Regions from separate parts of the Mus musculus genome. Here region 1 is linked to region 2. The links are chromatin loops, found by intact Hi-C in ENCODE. Cell type or tissue: heart. All regions are shown on one strand. Each heading gives the region's core, and the rest is flanking DNA. Links, peaks and the distances in the headings are about the cores only. Region 1 has its middle 19 kb from the start of Doxl2. Region 2 has its middle 8.4 kb from the start of Gimap9.

The links. A loop is a pair of places that touch in the nucleus more often than their neighbours do. Peaks named below come from ENCODE experiments on the same cell type or tissue, not always from the same donor. Only the 100,000 strongest peaks of a DNase experiment are listed, where the experiment ranks them.
Region 1: a loop joins it to region 2, with 5 times the contacts of the local background. A loop is called at or near these places in 2 of 42 quality-filtered maps.

The regions. Positions count from the first base shown.
Region 1 is chr6:48,951,385-48,959,705 of GRCm38, reverse strand. It overlaps the pseudogene Gm18538. Among named protein-coding and RNA genes, the nearest start is that of Doxl2, 19 kb to the left of the region's middle. In heart, for the core only: a CTCF peak has its summit at 4,528 (motif pointing right); no DNase peak of the experiment used is centred there.
Region 2 is chr6:48,663,624-48,671,944 of GRCm38, reverse strand. It overlaps the pseudogene Gm44262. Among named protein-coding and RNA genes, the nearest start is that of Gimap9, 8.4 kb to the left of the region's middle. In heart, for the core only: no CTCF peak of the experiment used is centred there; no DNase peak of the experiment used is centred there.

The DNA.
Region 1 (8,321 bases), core at 3,425-5,924, 290 kb before region 2:
GAGTCTGTTCCCTTTTTCCTCTGCTTTTCCTAAACGCCCTCCTACCCCACCTTCATGCAAAGATGGCTCGCTCTTCCTTCCTTCCTTCCTTCCTTCCTTCCCTCCCTCCCTCCCTCCCTTTCTTTCTTTAAAGATTTATTTCTTTATTTAATGTATGTTAGTACACTGTAGCTGTACAGATGGTTGTGAGCCTTCATATGGTTGTTGGAAATTGAATTTTTAGGACCTCTGTTCGCTCCGATCAGCCCCACTTCCTCCAGTCAATGCCACTCGCTCAGTCACTGCCTGCTCTGGCCCAAAGATTGATTTATTGTTATACATAAGTACACTGTAGCTGTCTTCAGACGCACCAGAAGAGGGCGTCGGATGGTTGTGAGCCACCAGGTAGTTGCTGGAATTTTTGAACTCAGGAACTTCAGAAGAGCAGTCGGTGCTATTACCTGCTGAGCCATCTTACCAGCCCCCTTCCTGCCTTCCTTCCTTTCTTCCTTTCTTTCTTCCTTCCTTCCTTCCTTCCTTCCTTCCTTCCTTCCTTCCTTCCTTCTTGCCTTTCTTTCTTTCTTTCTTTCTTTCTTTCTTTCTTTCTTCCTTCCTTCCTTTCTTTCTTTCTTTCTTTCTTTCTTTCTTTCTTTCTTTCTTTCTTTCTTTCTTTCTTTCTTTCTTTCTTTCTTTCTTTCTTCTTGCCTTCCTTCCTTCCTTCCTTCCTTCCTTTCTTTCTTTCTTTCTTTCTTTCTTCCTTCCTTCCTTCCTTCCTTCCTTCCTTCTTTCTTTCTTCCTTTCTTTCTTCCTTCCTTCCTTTCTTTCTTTCTTTCTTTCTTCTTGCCTTCCTTCCTTCCTTCCTTCCTTTCTTTCTTTCTTCCTTCCTTCCTTCCTTCCTTCCTTCCTTCCTTCCTTCCTTCTTTCTTTCTTTCTTCCTTTCTTCCTTCCTTCCTTCCTTCCTTTCTTTCTTTCTTTCTTTCTTTCTTTCTTTCTTTCTTTCTTTCTTTCTTTCTTTCTTTCTTTCTCATCTTTACAGAAAGCCAGCTTACTATCATGTAATCTGTCATTTTTCCTCCTCCCATTTAATACCCACCTCTGGGTTTCCTTATCACCCCCAGACTTTCCTGACTCATAATCCCCCCCCCCCCCATCACCTGGCACCAAGAACAACTATATCCCAGCTCACTGAAATGCTTATCCCCACAGAAGGAAAGTTGGTTATAGACAAAAGTGCAATGAAGCAACACACACACACACACACACACACACACACACATATCTTGAGTGCTTTTATAGCTATGTCTTAGGGACATCTCTGAGGTGATGGACTGAGGTACTAGTATTTTTGTTAATTTCCCTATAGCTGCTACCTTCAGCATGTGAATCCCTCCTATCATACAGTTCCCCTGCAGCCTCCATGAGAGGGAGCCAAAGGCCTGAAAACCCAACTGATAGAGAAATCTACTACCCCAGTGGACTTTCTTTGTCTTGACCATGTGGCCTTTTGGGAGATTTCTGTACACAAATGAGTGAAGCCCAAAGTCACCCATCTGTGCGTGGGTGTGGCCCATGTCCTCCATCTGCTCCTAGGATTAAGTGTGCTAGGGTGGACACTGGAAGGACTTTTGTTTGAATCTGTGGGCCTTTGGGGCTGTTATCCAGGTCCTGAGGCTGGGCCTTTTCACACTGGATTATAGGTTCTTCCTTCATAGTTGGAGGAGGCATCAGGCAGTCCCTGCTTTTGACTGTCCACTTTCTGACAGAGTTGTGGCCATTGTTCATCGGTTTTTCTGGATGCCATGGGAAAATTTGAAGACCTAGTGCAAGAAGACTGTGGAGTTTCTAGGTATAGCCAGCTATGTTGGGGATGTCTTTAATATCAGGGCTGTCCAGAAAGGTCACTGTGACCCAGGCCACCAGATCTCATGGGACAGACACAGGCTCACTGGGCAGGGACATATTAAGTACTGACCTCCTGAAGGTACTCTGACTGGGGAAGTTTTAGATGTGTCTATAAACTTCCTGAGATATCCCTAGTCCCATTTAAAAGAGATAGGCTTATATGTCACGACCTCTGAACTTGCTCTCTGTCCTGCGAAGGACCACACTATAAGGACCAGAAACAGGTCCACATAGAGACCAGAGGACTGGGTTAGTACCTCATCTTCAATGATGTTATTGTTCTCAAGGAAGCTCTCCAAGACCCAAGGGGCTCCCTGGATGGTCCTGGTTGTATAGGTTGGTGCCAGTCTGCTCAGGCTCCTGATGCTTGGTCACTGCCAGGCAGAACCTGCAGGTAGAGAAGAAACCAGGGAGACAGTAGCACCTTCTGAGCCCAGGGCAGAGGTGTAGGCAGTAGCTGTGCCTGTGACCCTCTAGGTTCTACTTGGGGCTGATAAAGAACAGATACTGAGGTAGAGTCTGTCCAAATCAGAAGGTGGTCTTACACTCCTGGGAGCACTGCACCTGTTCAGCTGCAGGGACTGAACCTGGTGATGTCTTGTGTTCCTGGGGTTAGTGATATTTTCCTGTCTGGTCTGCAGTGTATGGAAACTGCTTTGGGGGCCTAGAAGCATAAGGAGAAAAGGAGGAGCAATCTATTAATTTGTCTTTGGAACAGAACTGTTTTGCCCTGTGCAGGTCCTCAACATTGAACAAGTCAACAGCTGCTGGAGTGTCACTGGGCACTGGAGAAGATGACGACACAGGATCTCCACACAGGAAGCATCTTTCCTTTATTCTGAAATCCTGTCAAATCCTTCGTGGGCAGCAGCGCCCCAAAGAGGAACATAAAGTTATCGTTTAAAGCCTGTGTACTGGATGGCTGCAGTTCCAGCTCTATCCTGCTCATCTGAAAGCTATGCACAGCCTCTATCCATACTATGGGGACCACATGGGTGAAGGCCAGACACTGGCCATTGCATTGATCCAATGAGAAGCTGGTGGTGCCAAGGAAAAACTCCTCCCCTGTGGCCTCTTCGTGTGGTGGCCTTCTTGATTCTGTGGTAGAGAAGGCTTCACTCTGCTTTGGACATGGGTCTGGATGCTCAGGATTAATGTTTCTCTGGGCCTGGGGGAGTTTTCTCATATAGATGGCAGGGGTCCTACAGCAAACTCGGTAACAGTGGGGTGCTCTTGGGCACTAAAGAAAATGATGACACAGGCTTCCCACACAGGAGGTTTGATTCCTTTATTCAGAAACTCTAGTACTTCCTTCTTGTTGGGCAGCAGAGTCTCAATGAGGAACACAGAATTCTTGTCCAAAGCCTGTGTGCCTGATGGCTGCAGCTCCAGCTCCATCCTACTCATCAGGAAGCTGTGCACAGCCTCCATCTCCTGGGCACCCAGGTCTGTGAACAGCTGGGCCTTGCCTTTCAACATCCAGCTGGGGTACTCTGCCATGGTCTCCTGTAGAACCAACACGATGGCCATGCAGCCCAGTGCCAAGATCCTTTGTGCCAACTCCATGGCTCTGGAACTCAGCAGAAGAGAGAACACTTAGGTATTTCTGTCTCCAAGTCAGCACTCCAGAGCACCTTGTCTCTAAGTCCTGTCTTTCCTACTAACTGTGCTTCCTCCCTTACCCAACTGAAGCCAGAGTTGGAGACTCTGGGTCCTTATGCACAGTTCACAGTGCTGTCTGGGCCCCTGTTTGCAACCACTTATTTCCTCCAGGGTATGAAAACCTCTTATAGTCTTTCTTATCTAGAGCATTCATGATTCCTCCTTCTCTTGGTGTTTTCTTACTGGGGAAAATTTCTTAGCATGGACCATCATGAGTCACAACAGATCAAGGCTTGATCATTCTGGGCAGCAAAGGGCTTATGTCCTGGCAGGACAGGTAGTGTACTGATAAACAAAACCACCAATGACCTTTTAGGGGCATGCATTTTGAAATTTCAGGTGTATGTTCAAAGTACAGTTTTTAGGGTTCAGCTCCCTGAGTTCAATTCCTGGTAGGTCACAACACCAAGGGCTGCTTGTGTGACCTTGCACATGCTTTTTAAAGTCTCTAGGGCTCCCTTGTCCAAGTGCAGAATGGAAATGATAGGAGCCACATGCAATTTTCTAAGGTTACAGAGAGAAACAAGATGAGAAACGTGGGGGACAATTGCAGCCTTCCAGGAATGCATGTTGTATCTATGTCTCTTCAGAGTGACTCTGATGATAGTTTGGCTTTAGAAATTTTGAGTAATACAGACTGGACTGAATGTGAATCCAGGATGGGCAAACTCCAGCTCTACTTAGCTCTTTTAGATTCCAGTTGGGTACCAAAGTCTTGACCACCAATGATGTCAGATGGGCTGGGCTACATCAAAGGAAGCCCCAGTGCTAGGATGGGGAACTCCCCTAGGACTTGCAGGAGGGTAAGAGTGATGGTTGCTCTCTGCTCTTGGGTAATGGGTCCCTGAGGACCGTGATAGTCACTTCTGCATCCTTATATTTCTAAGCCAGCTCCTCTGTGCTGTTGTAGAAATCACATTTACAGGAAGGCAGATCTACAGTGCAGAACATCTGGGCTTCTGTAATTCCCAGGGTCTTCAGCCCAGTAGGGGGCAGTAAGTGTCCTTCCATACAGTTCTGCAAGATAAACCTGCTGTGCACTTTCCTGGCTCTGCTACAGAGGCCCCACTCTTGAAGGCCTAACAGAGGCCACACTCTTGAAGGCCTGACATTGGATGACATGGTCTAGAGAGGGAATCTGGGAGTGCCAAGATAAACCTCATCCAGTGGCTTGGTGGCCTCCTCTAGCATGTCACAGAGGAGGCTATACTCTGCTTTGGAGAATCTGGAACTCATGTTATCCTGTGACAGCGACAGTGCTCTCATCTATAGGGGCTGTGGCAGAGGCCTGACAGCAATCTGACATTCCACTGGTCCTGGCTGCCAAAGATGAGAATATTGAGTTCCTTGTTCAGAATGTACTTTCTCTTTATCCAGAAAACCCAGCACATCTTTCTTCCTGGGCAGCAGCATCTCTATAAGGTACTCAGAGTTCTTGGCCCAAGTTGGTGTCGTGATGGCTGCAGTTCCAGCTCCTCCATGTGTTCCAGTAAGCTGTGTACAGCCTTTAGCCCACAAAATCCAGGACCCAGAACACTCAGGCATTGTCATTAAGTGTCTACCTGGGGCATTGTCATGAACATCTGTAACATCTGAGGTGTCAGTCACTTAATCCTGTGTCCGGTTCCTTCAGACCAGCCCCAGGGCTCCAGAGTTCCGGACAGAGCAGAGCAGAAGACTTCAGTATTTCCATCTCCAGGCCAATACCCCAGGCTAGCTCATCCCCAGGAGTTGTCTGCTTTTTCTGCTGACTTTGCTTTCATGCCCAGCCCCAGTGGAGACCAGAGCGAGAGTAGCTGGGTTGCCACCTCGGTTCCCAGTGCTGAGCACGTACTTACTTCTTCCCCTCATCTGTGAAATCTGATTTACATAAACTCTTCCATTTCCCCACTTCTTCTGGTGTCATCTCAGTGGGGAACATTCTTCAGCCATCTGAAGTCACAGCAACCCAAGGCTTAGTTATCTAGAGCTACCGACAGAGCGCTGGGCCAACAGAAAAGGGTGCCTTTATGATACAAATTCCCTTTCAAGGGGATGTATTTTGAATGTTAGTGTATTTGCTCAAATTCAGGCTCTGGGGTTAAGCTGCCTGGGTTCAAGTTCTGGGAAATCACACCACCAAGGACAACCTGGTTATCTTGGTTGTGTTAAACAATCTGAGCCTCTATTAGCTCGATGGTAAAATATAATGACAACAGCAGCATGCATATCCTGTGAGTGTGGAGAGAAGCAAGGTAACAGAAATACAACAGGCTCAGGACAATGCTGGTCTTCCAGGAGCAGTGTGGTGGCAATGCTTGTATGTATGTATGTATGTATGTATGTATGTATATATGCATGTATGTATGTGTTTTTTTTTTCAAGACAAAGTTTCTCTGGCTATCCCAGGTTGCCCTGGCACTCATTTTGTAGACCAGGCTGGCCTCAAACTCACAGAGATTCACCTGCCTCTGCTTTCTGAGTGCTGAATTAAAGGCATGAACCACCATGCCCAGCTACACTTCTTTTTAAAGTGAACCCCAATGATACTGTCTGGACCACAGCACATCAGAGATTTTGAGTACTGTAGATGGTATGAAGCAAGGATATGGAGAATCCTGCCCTGACAGCCTTCTCTGGCCGTGCAACAGTGCATTCAAGTTTGGGATCTCTTTCCTACCAAGGCTAGATAAGCATGTCAGGTTTGACCTTCGTCCTTTCCAGATTCAGGGAAAGCTTGGCCAAGGTTTTCACCCTCCTGCCCTGTCCTCAAATTATCAGCCATGCACTGTGTGTGCAAGCAAGCATGGTAGAGTTGATCGGTGCTCAGAGTCCCTGATGGCTGCTTCTTTATGCACCCTCGTAGCTGTGGTTGGAATTCGGGGTGGTGGACCCTGCAGTGTGCAGAGTCACTGAGAGGCCTCAGCCCTTCACACATGCTGACTGCTGTCACTGTCATTAGTCCTGGCTTCTCCAGATCTCAACTGTACTGGATGGTTCTAGACCCCATGAGGAGCCTCACATGGTGCCATTCCTGAACAAAGGAGCTGTCTTTCTCATGGCTGATGCTAGAGGTTTCTACTGGTCGTTGGAATTTCACTCAAATATCTCTCTATGTCTTTAGCTCAAGTCCTCACAGCTGCAGAGGGGGCGGGGTCCTGAGGCCTTGCTTAAGTCCTGGCTGTGAGTAGGTGGAAGGAGTCTGAGGAGCCTTTGCTGTCATAGGGAATTAACTACCTTGCCTACATGAATGTAGCCCTTAGGAGAAATGTGGAGAATACTCTTTCTCTTGTTGAGACAGACACAGAGATGGCTCAGAGCTCTGTCTGGTGTGTGTCTTTCACCTCCTAACACTGGGGACAAGACTATATACTTGGGTGCATTTCACCCAATAATGGCTTTCAGAGTAAGAGTCAAGCAAAGGGAGGCGAAGTTGCTTTCCAGAGATCCCAGCAAGGAGCTGGGCCACAGGACCTGAGCCTTGGAGATGCCAAAGGTGTTTCTGCATAACATACCTCGCACTCAATGTACTCATATAAGACTATTTTCCTTCTGGATTCTTCTCTTCGGAGAACTTTCCCCACTTGGCTCTCCATGCCAAGTTCATAACCTCGGTCCCTATTCAAAATCAATTAAGACCTGGCTTCAGCAAGGGCCTTTCCTCTTAATTATTCTTTAGTCTTTATTTTTAAATTTGTGTTTTGAAAATTTCCTACACTCACTTTTGGTGATGTTCACCCCTCTCTCTCAAAACAAAAGAATACACATGTGATATATATATACATCATCAAGGATGGACAGAAAAGCATCTCAGGAACATATCATGTATATATACATACATATATATACATACATACATACATACATACATATATATATATACATATCATGTATATATATATACACATACATATATATATCATGTATATATATATATATATATATATATATATATATATATATATACATACATACATATATATATATCATGTATATATATCAAGGCTGACTACTCTGCATTGGGCAACCAAAGGGGCCTTGTCCTTGAGAGAGGCTAATTCTCCTTCTCTCAGCATTTATTAGTGTCTATAGTTCTTTGTCTTGAGGTGGGACCACCCCCCAAATTTTCCCTCTTCCAAGTTAACACATCCATTGATATTGTATTATTCTAGTCTTGTTTATGCCCCCATTTGTAGGAGAGACTATTTTACAGCAGACTTCCTGGTAGTTTGGGCCTTAAAATATTTCTTCCTCTTCTCTCTGTCATGTTCTCTGAGCTGTATGTTCAGTAGCGGTGATGCGGCTGTGTCTGTTGGGGTTGGGCTTCGCATGGTCCATGGAGTTCTGCATTGTGTTAGCTGTGGTGTTCTGTGGTGGTCTCCATTGGCTGTAAAAAGAGGAAGGGTGGTAGTTACATTTGTCTCTGGGGATACTGATAAGATTTAGAATTTAGTAAGGGATTATGCTGGTCTTTCGGAGTGGCGGTAATAGACTCTTCCCTAGCATCTATGACCTCACTCGTCACAGGAAGCTGGCTAGGTTTCCAGCACCAGGCATGGTTTCCCTCCTGGTGAGTGAGCCTTCAGCCCTGTCTGACCTAACCACTGACATGTGAGTGGCAACATTAGTATTAAAAGGCAAACAAAAACTCCCTCCCCGAGGCTTTCAGTTGCCAATAATTTCTCAGCTAGGAGCAGAATTTCATGCTTACCTTTCCTCTCCATGCTGGCATTTGGTCTGACTTGAGCTTGCACAGGACTTGTGCACACTATCACAACTCTGAGTTTGTCTATGCAGCT
Region 2 (8,321 bases), core at 3,457-5,956:
CCTATTAACCTTTCCTTTCCACTACCTCTGGTAGATGGTGGGCTAGCAGGGAGGTTAAAACATTTAAGAACCCTTATTAAAGTAGTTTTTGAAAAATCTAAGCCTACACATATGATCCAGAAATATCATTGTTGGACAATTATCCAAAAGAATAAAAAAATGGTGCTCTCATAAAACTCCACATGTGCATATTTCTATCAACTTTATGAATAATTATCAAGACTTGAAAGCAACCAGGATGCAAGCTAGTAAATAGCAAGCTGAGTACATGCGAACAGTAGAGCATTATCTAAACACAAAGAATAAGTAAGGGGCAACTATGAAAGCACTTAGGAGTGTGTTGCTAAGCAGAGCTTACTAGTAAAAATGTTGTTTCCTGATGAACATCCTAGAAATTTGAAATTATAGAGATAGTACAATTGTCAGTAGTTGCCAGGGATTGGAGAGATGGCATAAGTGAGCTGAGCTTAGAGGACTTTTAGGACAGTAAAATGTTTCCTGTGATACTATATCAGTGTATATATGTTCTCGTGCACTGCCCAAGTCTGTAGCATATATGCCAAGAGTGAAACAAGTGCCAGTTGTAGACATCGGCTAATAATGCTGTATAAGCTAAGTGATACCACTCCGGTGGCCATATTGACAACAGGGGAGGGCATGCATAAGTGAGGGTATGAGAGATATTGCCATCTCTTCCTCCCAATCTTATTAGGAACTTAAAACTTCTCTTTTAAAAGCAAAACAAAACATAGGGATTATAAATGCCTCAGTGGTTAAGAGCACTTGCCTCTCTTGCAGAGGACCTGAGTTCACTTCCCAGCACCCACATCAAGTGACTCACAACCATTGCAACTCTAATTCCAGGGGAATCCAACATCTCTTCTGACCTCTGCAGGCTCTTGCATACAAGCATACATGCATTCACATAAATACAAATAAATAAATAAAATGTCTTTAAAAATAAAAATTCAAAAGACAAAATGAAAAATAAAATCAAACAACAAAACCAACAACAAAATCTAGAGCCTGTTGGTAAGAGCCCTATAATCCTAGCTACCTGGGATACTAAAGCAGGAGGACCACAAGCTCAAGGCCAGCTTACAAGATAGAGTTCAAGGCCAGCCTGGGCAACTTTGTGAGAGAGACCCTGCCTCAAAACACAACGTTTTAAAAACGGAGCTCAGCGGTAGAGTGAGCTTGTTTACCATGCACAAAACTCTGGGTTCCATTTTCTAGTGCAGAAAACAACAATGGAGGGCTATGAGAAGGACAAGGAGAGTCTAGAACCATTGCCAAAGATGATGAACTAGTAACAATTTGTGAAAATCAGACTACACTCAATTAGCCCATGGATCAATAAACCTCTGCACTACACTGCAATAACCAACTCAGAAAGTCTGCAGAATGAGAAAAGACCATAGAACTTGCTAGTGTGACCTAAGTGGTCCCATGGCCCACGTCATCACATTGCGTGCAGCCTTCTCTCACACAGTGATGGGCTATCTCATTAGCTCTCATGATGCCTAAGAGGGGAAGCAGATGCCAGCATAGATGGCTAGATTAAACCTTGGAGTAGATAGATTTCAATTCCAGGGTCTGGGGATGTGGTTCAGTTGCTAGAATGTAAATTTAGTATACAGCAGGCCCTGGATTATTTCCAGCACTCCATCAAACAGATATAATGGCACATGCCTATAATCTCACCAATCAAGAAGTGGAGGCCAGAGCAAAGAAGTGGAGGCAAAGGCATTCTGAGCTATGTTGCTAGTTCAAGGCCAGCCTGGGCTAAAGAAATCCCGTCTAAGAAAGGGGGTGGGGGTAAGAAAATGACTGCCATTCCAAAAGTCCTCTGTATTCCCTATCCATTTGAAATATGTGGAAAAGCCTTAGAAGATGAGCATGAGATGGCAAGCCCCCAGGAGGAGTAGCCTTCATACAGCGATCAGTCTGGGAGACTGTTGTTATAGGAACATAGCTAAAAGTCAAAATATGACTAGAGGTAGATTCATGGTCAGAGGCTAGAGGTAAAGAAAAGCCTCTAAGAGCTATTATTTTCCTCTTAGGTTACAGCTCCTGCTGGGGACAAGATATTACTGCCATGTGACTGTGACAAGATGTCTTAGATCTAAGGTCTCTTAGCCCTAGGAGGGTAAGTTTTGTAGGGGAGACACCCACTACAAAACATGCTCACCACCCCACTGGTGAGACTTCCTCTAGCTTTACATCATCAGGCTTCCTCTGAACACCCTGAACTCAGCTCAGAAGGCTGGATGACTTCTGGCAGGCTCTGGGAAGAAGCCCATGCTCACACCAGAAACAAAAGTAAGAGGTGGGGACCTCCCCAAGCCCAGTCAGAGACTGTCCCCAGGAAAGGCGAGTCTGCACCAGGGAAGGAAGTACCTGGGTGGACTTCTGAGTTCAAGGCTAGCCTGATCTACAGAGTGAGTATCAGGACAGCCTGGGCAATACAGAGAGACCCTGTCTCGAAAAACAAACAAACAAACAAACAAACAGCCATATCATACACTCCCCAAATAGAAACCACAAGAAAAAACAAAAAACAAACAAACAAACAAAAAAAACCAAAAAGCTGACATGGTGTGAACCAGTCAAACCTGGGAACTATCAAAAAAGTGACAACCCTACAGCTGTGGCTTCCTCAGCTCCAGGCACAACGGTGTCTCTCAGGAGATGTTGAAGGATACCAACGTGGTCTTCATGTTTTGTTAACGCTCTTCCCGACCCAAGTTGTCCAGAGTCCTCTGAGTGCCAAAGTCTGTGACTCTTCTTACCATTGGGTCGGTGAGGGGACCAGGAGAACAAATTCCCAATCTGGGGTCCCTGGTCCAACTGCATCAGAGACACCAGGAGGCAAGAAACATTTACTAAACATAAGGCTTTGGGACTAACTGTGGAGAACAAACAAAATGCCAACACTAGAGAAGCCAAGACAGGAGCAGAAGTTCTTAGACAACATAGACTGTACAGTGAAGCCCTGCCCCCAAATCAATAAAACAAAAAAGGTATAGAAACATGTTTATGAATCAAAATCTCTATGAAAATTATTTTAGCTGTCCATAGATAATTTCCAAATTTCTGGCTTGGGGAGACTTTGCGTTAGTCAGATTTGGAGACGCCTTGGAGAACACACATTGTCAGATCTTACATATTTGACTCCCTCCAACCAACAGTTCAAGTTTTATCATTTATGAATTGGGCTCTTCAAGTGAAGCTCCTGGCTTAGCTAGGAACACCCAGATGTGTCTGCATGCTGAAGGGATTGCAATGCTTCCCCCTGCCAATATTCTTCCTCACAAATTGGCTCGTGGACTTTCTGGATCCCCTGCAGAACACTTTCACACTTGCTCTTGCACGCGCTCGACTGGCCAGGAAGAACGACGCTGCAACAGGATCCTTCTGCACACGTTTATTGAGAGAGCTCGATTGTAGAGGCGAAAAGACCCTGAGCCCAGAACTGGTGCTGCTTACATAGGCCTAGGAGAGGCATGTCTCACATCTGATTGGTTAACTTGTCTTGGCAAAAGAACCTTCACTGCCTATGTATGTGTGGTGGCCAGCAGTAGCCAACTGCCACTCTGCAACTGCCACTCTGCAACAGCTTCCCACAACTTGCCTCTTGGACAGGATTTCAAGGTTCTGCTAGATTCTCTGTCTCCAAATCTTGTGGCTGTTTCTTCATTTCTGATGTCAGTTCCTGAAGTTTGGTAATTTCCACATGCAAAATAGTTAATGACACAGGACTACAGGGTGAGTCCTACTGAAGGCTGTAGGGAGGGGGAAGAGTATGTCAATGCAGAATAGAAATTCCCTAAGGTTGAATGGTAGCCAAACCTGTGTGTGCTCAAAGACTCTCAGTCACAGACAGACTGTCAGTGTTTTCACTGAATGCCCCTTCTTCATATTGTACCCACTGGAGGGATAATGGGAAGGAATTTACCACCTGGAACAGTCTGAGCCGAGACAAAGAGGTAGACTCGGAAATGATGGAGAAGCACACGTGTAAGGACGCAGATTGTAGCCCTGGGATCACAGGAGAGAAAACTGGAGAGATTCAGAATCTGGTTTCAGCTGGAGTTAGCTGAGTGAAATTAGGGGGGAAATGAGCTGGAAATCAGACTAACGAGAAAGTGTATCTCTGTGCTCAGGCACAAATGACCAGGGAGTGCTCAGTGGTATTGATGAGTGTGAAGATAAGGCATGATCAAGTCACTTATGAAACCCTCAGCTCTGGGGAAAAGAACAACAAAGGTAGAAAGGAGGTACTAGTCCCCCCCCCCCCCAGAACACACACCATATCCAGATGTGTCTAGACAAGCCAGCTTTACTTGAAGACACTGCTTAGAGGTCAACTTCTTTTCCAGTTCCCAAACTCTCTTCTTCCATGTTTCCCTAGCGTAGGTAGGCCCCAAAGTCACTGAGTAAAGATTACAGTTCTCAGAGTTGGTCATCTTCTCCTGGGGACAGCTACTATCTGTAACTTCTACTGTGACCTGGAACCCCAGGGAAGTTTTACATTTGAGCTAAAGATTGCATGGAGTGTACAGTCCAACATTCCTTTGGTCTTTTGTACTTGGAGCCCCTGAAAAGACATATCCAGGCATGCCCAGTACTCTCCCAGTGTGGCTCTAACTCAAGGTAGTGTGGTTGTTTCTTCTGGTGCTAGTACTAAAAATCTAGATGTCACCCCAAAATGATTGGCACAATTCAATATCAGACAAAATGTGCCTTCTGTGTCTCTAAGCACTTGTCTGTCCCCCCCAAAGCACACACGTAGATTTAATTCCTTGCAGACAGAAGCCTTGCTTTGTCGCCAGGAAGTCCTGTGCCTTGGACCTTGCCTGATATTGTAGGTGGGTTTTGCCCGATTGCAGAAATGAGCACATGAAGGAGGACACCAAAACTGAGAGAAGCACGGAGTCAGGGAGAGGAAGATGGAAAGAGATGAGAAGGCGCTTGTAAGAGCCCTTCTCTGCAAAGCATCCTGGCTGGTGTGTGAACTCAGAGTAAGAAAGGGGTGGAGTCTGGAAGCCCCGACCCCCTGGGATGAAACAGCCAGACCTGGGTCCTGCATTCGGCTGTGTCTCTAATCCTGTCTTCCTGGGAGCTCAGAGCTTTGACCAGCCTGTCAACTGGTTACCACAGCATGAATGGAGGATCCTGAACCTACTCTGGTATCCACATTAAAAAAAACAAAAACAAAAACAAAAACAAAAAAAACCAAAAAACAACAACAACAACAACAAAAAAAAAACACACACACACGGGATGGGAAATCCAGTCCTAGAGTGAGCTTCACTCACCAGGTCCCCAGTGTTAGGAGGATGGGAAATTAAATTAACTGGGTATTTGGAGTCAGGGAGATGACTGGGTGGGTAAAGGCTGCCAAACCTGATGAGCTGATTTCAGCTTCTGAGCCCACATGATGGAGGGAGGGAACGGACTCCTGAAAGCTGACCTTTAGCCTCCACAGGACATGGCTGTTTTCCCCCTAAGTAAATAAAAGGTAATAAAAAATTAACCACGAGGAGAGAGCTGGCTTGAGACAGGCGAGTTGAAAGACAGAAGAAGGTGAATGAACTTTCTTCAACAACCCTGAGAAAGCCCCATGTTTTCTCCAGTCTTGCGATGTGTCCTAGACTGAGCACTTCCTGTGGTTACTCATGGAGCACGTGGTGGGCTGCAGTCAACCCCCATGCTCCACACCCAGCATCCTGTGGGGACATAAGGGTCAAAGCAGTATCAGGTCGGCCCGTGTGTGCAGGGCCAGAGACCCTGGTAAACCCGGGGGTTATAAAAGAACACTTTGTTTATAAAAAGAAACTCTGAAGGAGCACCTTCAGGTATGCAGAGAATCCAGATGCAGAAAGGAGAGATCCGGGAAGAGCCTGAGCTCAGAGAGCCCAAAGCAGATGGGAGCACCAGGCCTCCCAGGGGAGCACCAGGCTTCTCAGGGGAGCAGGCAGTGTGGGTCCTTCCCATTTGTACTGAAGGCTTGAATACAAGGTGAATCTCAAAGAAAAGCCTGTGTCCCTAACACAGTGCTGCCATATCTGGTTCTCAGACTCAGAGATCTCTTGAGCCTCGCAGGAGTCTCAGCTGAAGTTCATCCTGGTGGGCAGCACCTGGACAGGCAAGAGTGCCACTGGCAACAGCATCCTGGGCCAGAAGTGCTTCCTCTCCAGGCAGAAAGCTATGCCAGTCACCAGAACCTGCGCCAGAACCTAGAAGGTGGGCCAGCTGGCACGTGGAGGTGGTGAACACACTGACATCCTCAGCTCTGAGGCCTCCCTGCCCGCTGCTTCGTGCTCAGTGCCCAGGGCACACATGCTATTGCTGGTCACCCAGTTGTGTCGCTTCACCACGTAGGAGCTCCAAGCACTGGCCATGGTGAAGAGGTGTTGGGGAGCGGGCAATGGCGTAATGGTGTACATGTGCAAGAAGGGAATTACCTGGATGGCGATTTCCGCTGTATTTCGTGCATTGCAGGGACAACAGTGCACTGAGGGAGCTGGTAGCCGAGTGTGGGATTGAGTGTGCACTCTGGACAACCCTGTCACAGGCAGTGAGCACGGGGCACGGGATGAGCAATTACTGGGCCTACTCCCAAGCCTTGTGAGGGAGTTCAGCAGGGTTGGGGTGGGAAACTTACTACTCCAACGACGTGTATGAGTTGGTGCAGAACCAACTCACCAAGATGGCAGAGATGATAGAGGCATGCATGCAGAGGCCACTGGCACCAGGCTGCTAGCCCAAGTTGTGGGAGTGGCAGAAACCCCTAGGACCTCTCTGAAATTAGGTGTGGCTTTCCTGCTAGGGTCCTCCCTGCTGTTCTAGTCCCTGCCCTACTGGAATTTACCCAGATCTTTGCCAAGATCAGTTCAACCTGACAGATTGCAAAACTACTCTGACCCATCTGCTGATGATCATCGAGTGTCTATTTTGCATCTCAGGACTTAAAGATTCTCTTTTCCTCTCTCACCTCACTAGTGTCAATCATCTGGAACTCTCGGGCACGCCCACCCACCTCACAGGGCTTCCGTTTAATCAACCTGCCCTCTGCTCTTTTCTCTTCTCTACTGACCTCAGACTGCCTATCCCTGTCTGGAAGTTTGCATCTCCTCTCTGGAAGAGAAAGGAGAAGGAGGATTTGTTCTCCCATCCTCTCTTACCCCCACTACCTAAGATGGTTTGGGGTGTGACACTTTTGCCCAGAGTTGATTCTGTTCAACTTAGCCCTTTCATCTGTGGGAACACAAGCCACCAACACCATCTGTGAAGACAATGAAGTTGAAAGATAATCAACAAGAACTGTGTGTGGCTGAGGGGAGAAGTGTGTTTTGTTAATAACAGCTAGATTTTTACATTCTTCATTTATTGGGTAGATGCCATGACTATTGTCAGAAATGGTAGAGAGACATGCATGAATGGAGGCCACCAGAGTGTCTTATAAACATCATCTTGCCTCTTGTGAGATATGAAACCTGAGGCACATTAATGCCTCGGTCTTAGGGAGACAGCAGTGAGGCAGTGGGAGAGACTAGGCTCATGGTGTCAGAACAAGCGTGGTGATGGAAGGAAAAGCAGGCGTCTTTCCTGAAATGGTGACAATTGTATTTAAAGTAGTAAAAGAGGACTCATAATCAAGTGATTCTTCTAAATGGATGTTTTTCAACTTGTGGGTTGTGACCATTGGGAAACATTTCTGATGGTTAGGAGCCTTCCAACAATACATTCATATTTGTTGCTACTTCATAACTGTTAATTTGCTTCTGAATTGTGTCTCAGTTCCTAAGACCACCGGAAATATGTTTTTGGCTGGCTCGTGACCCACAGGTTGCAAACGGTGCTGTTCTAGATTCTTCTTGCTTGTAGATTCACAGGTTGTGCCAGCACTGGACCTCCCCCTCCCTTTTAAGGATTTAGCCAATTTTCAAAGCCCGTTTAAGCTATAAAGGTCAGAGTCTTCAGGATTTCTTTCTCAGGACAGGAAGAGAGAGACATAAAGCCAAAGGGAATTCTGTGCGGAAGAAGAGGATCCCAGCGTAAAGAATAAGCACATGCTTAGTGTATCAGCTCAACAGACACTGACGCACCATTAGCTCCTCCCACTTTGTTCAGGAGAGATCTGTACTGTATGGATGCTCTGCAGCATCGAACATGAATCTATTTCATTCAGCACCAGCACTTCTGACATTGAAGATCAGCTGGGCTTCTGCTATAGAGGACCATTCAGTGCACTGCCCAATACCCTCTATGAGCTGACTCTACTCCTGAAGTCTACTCTCTACAAGTCAGGAGCA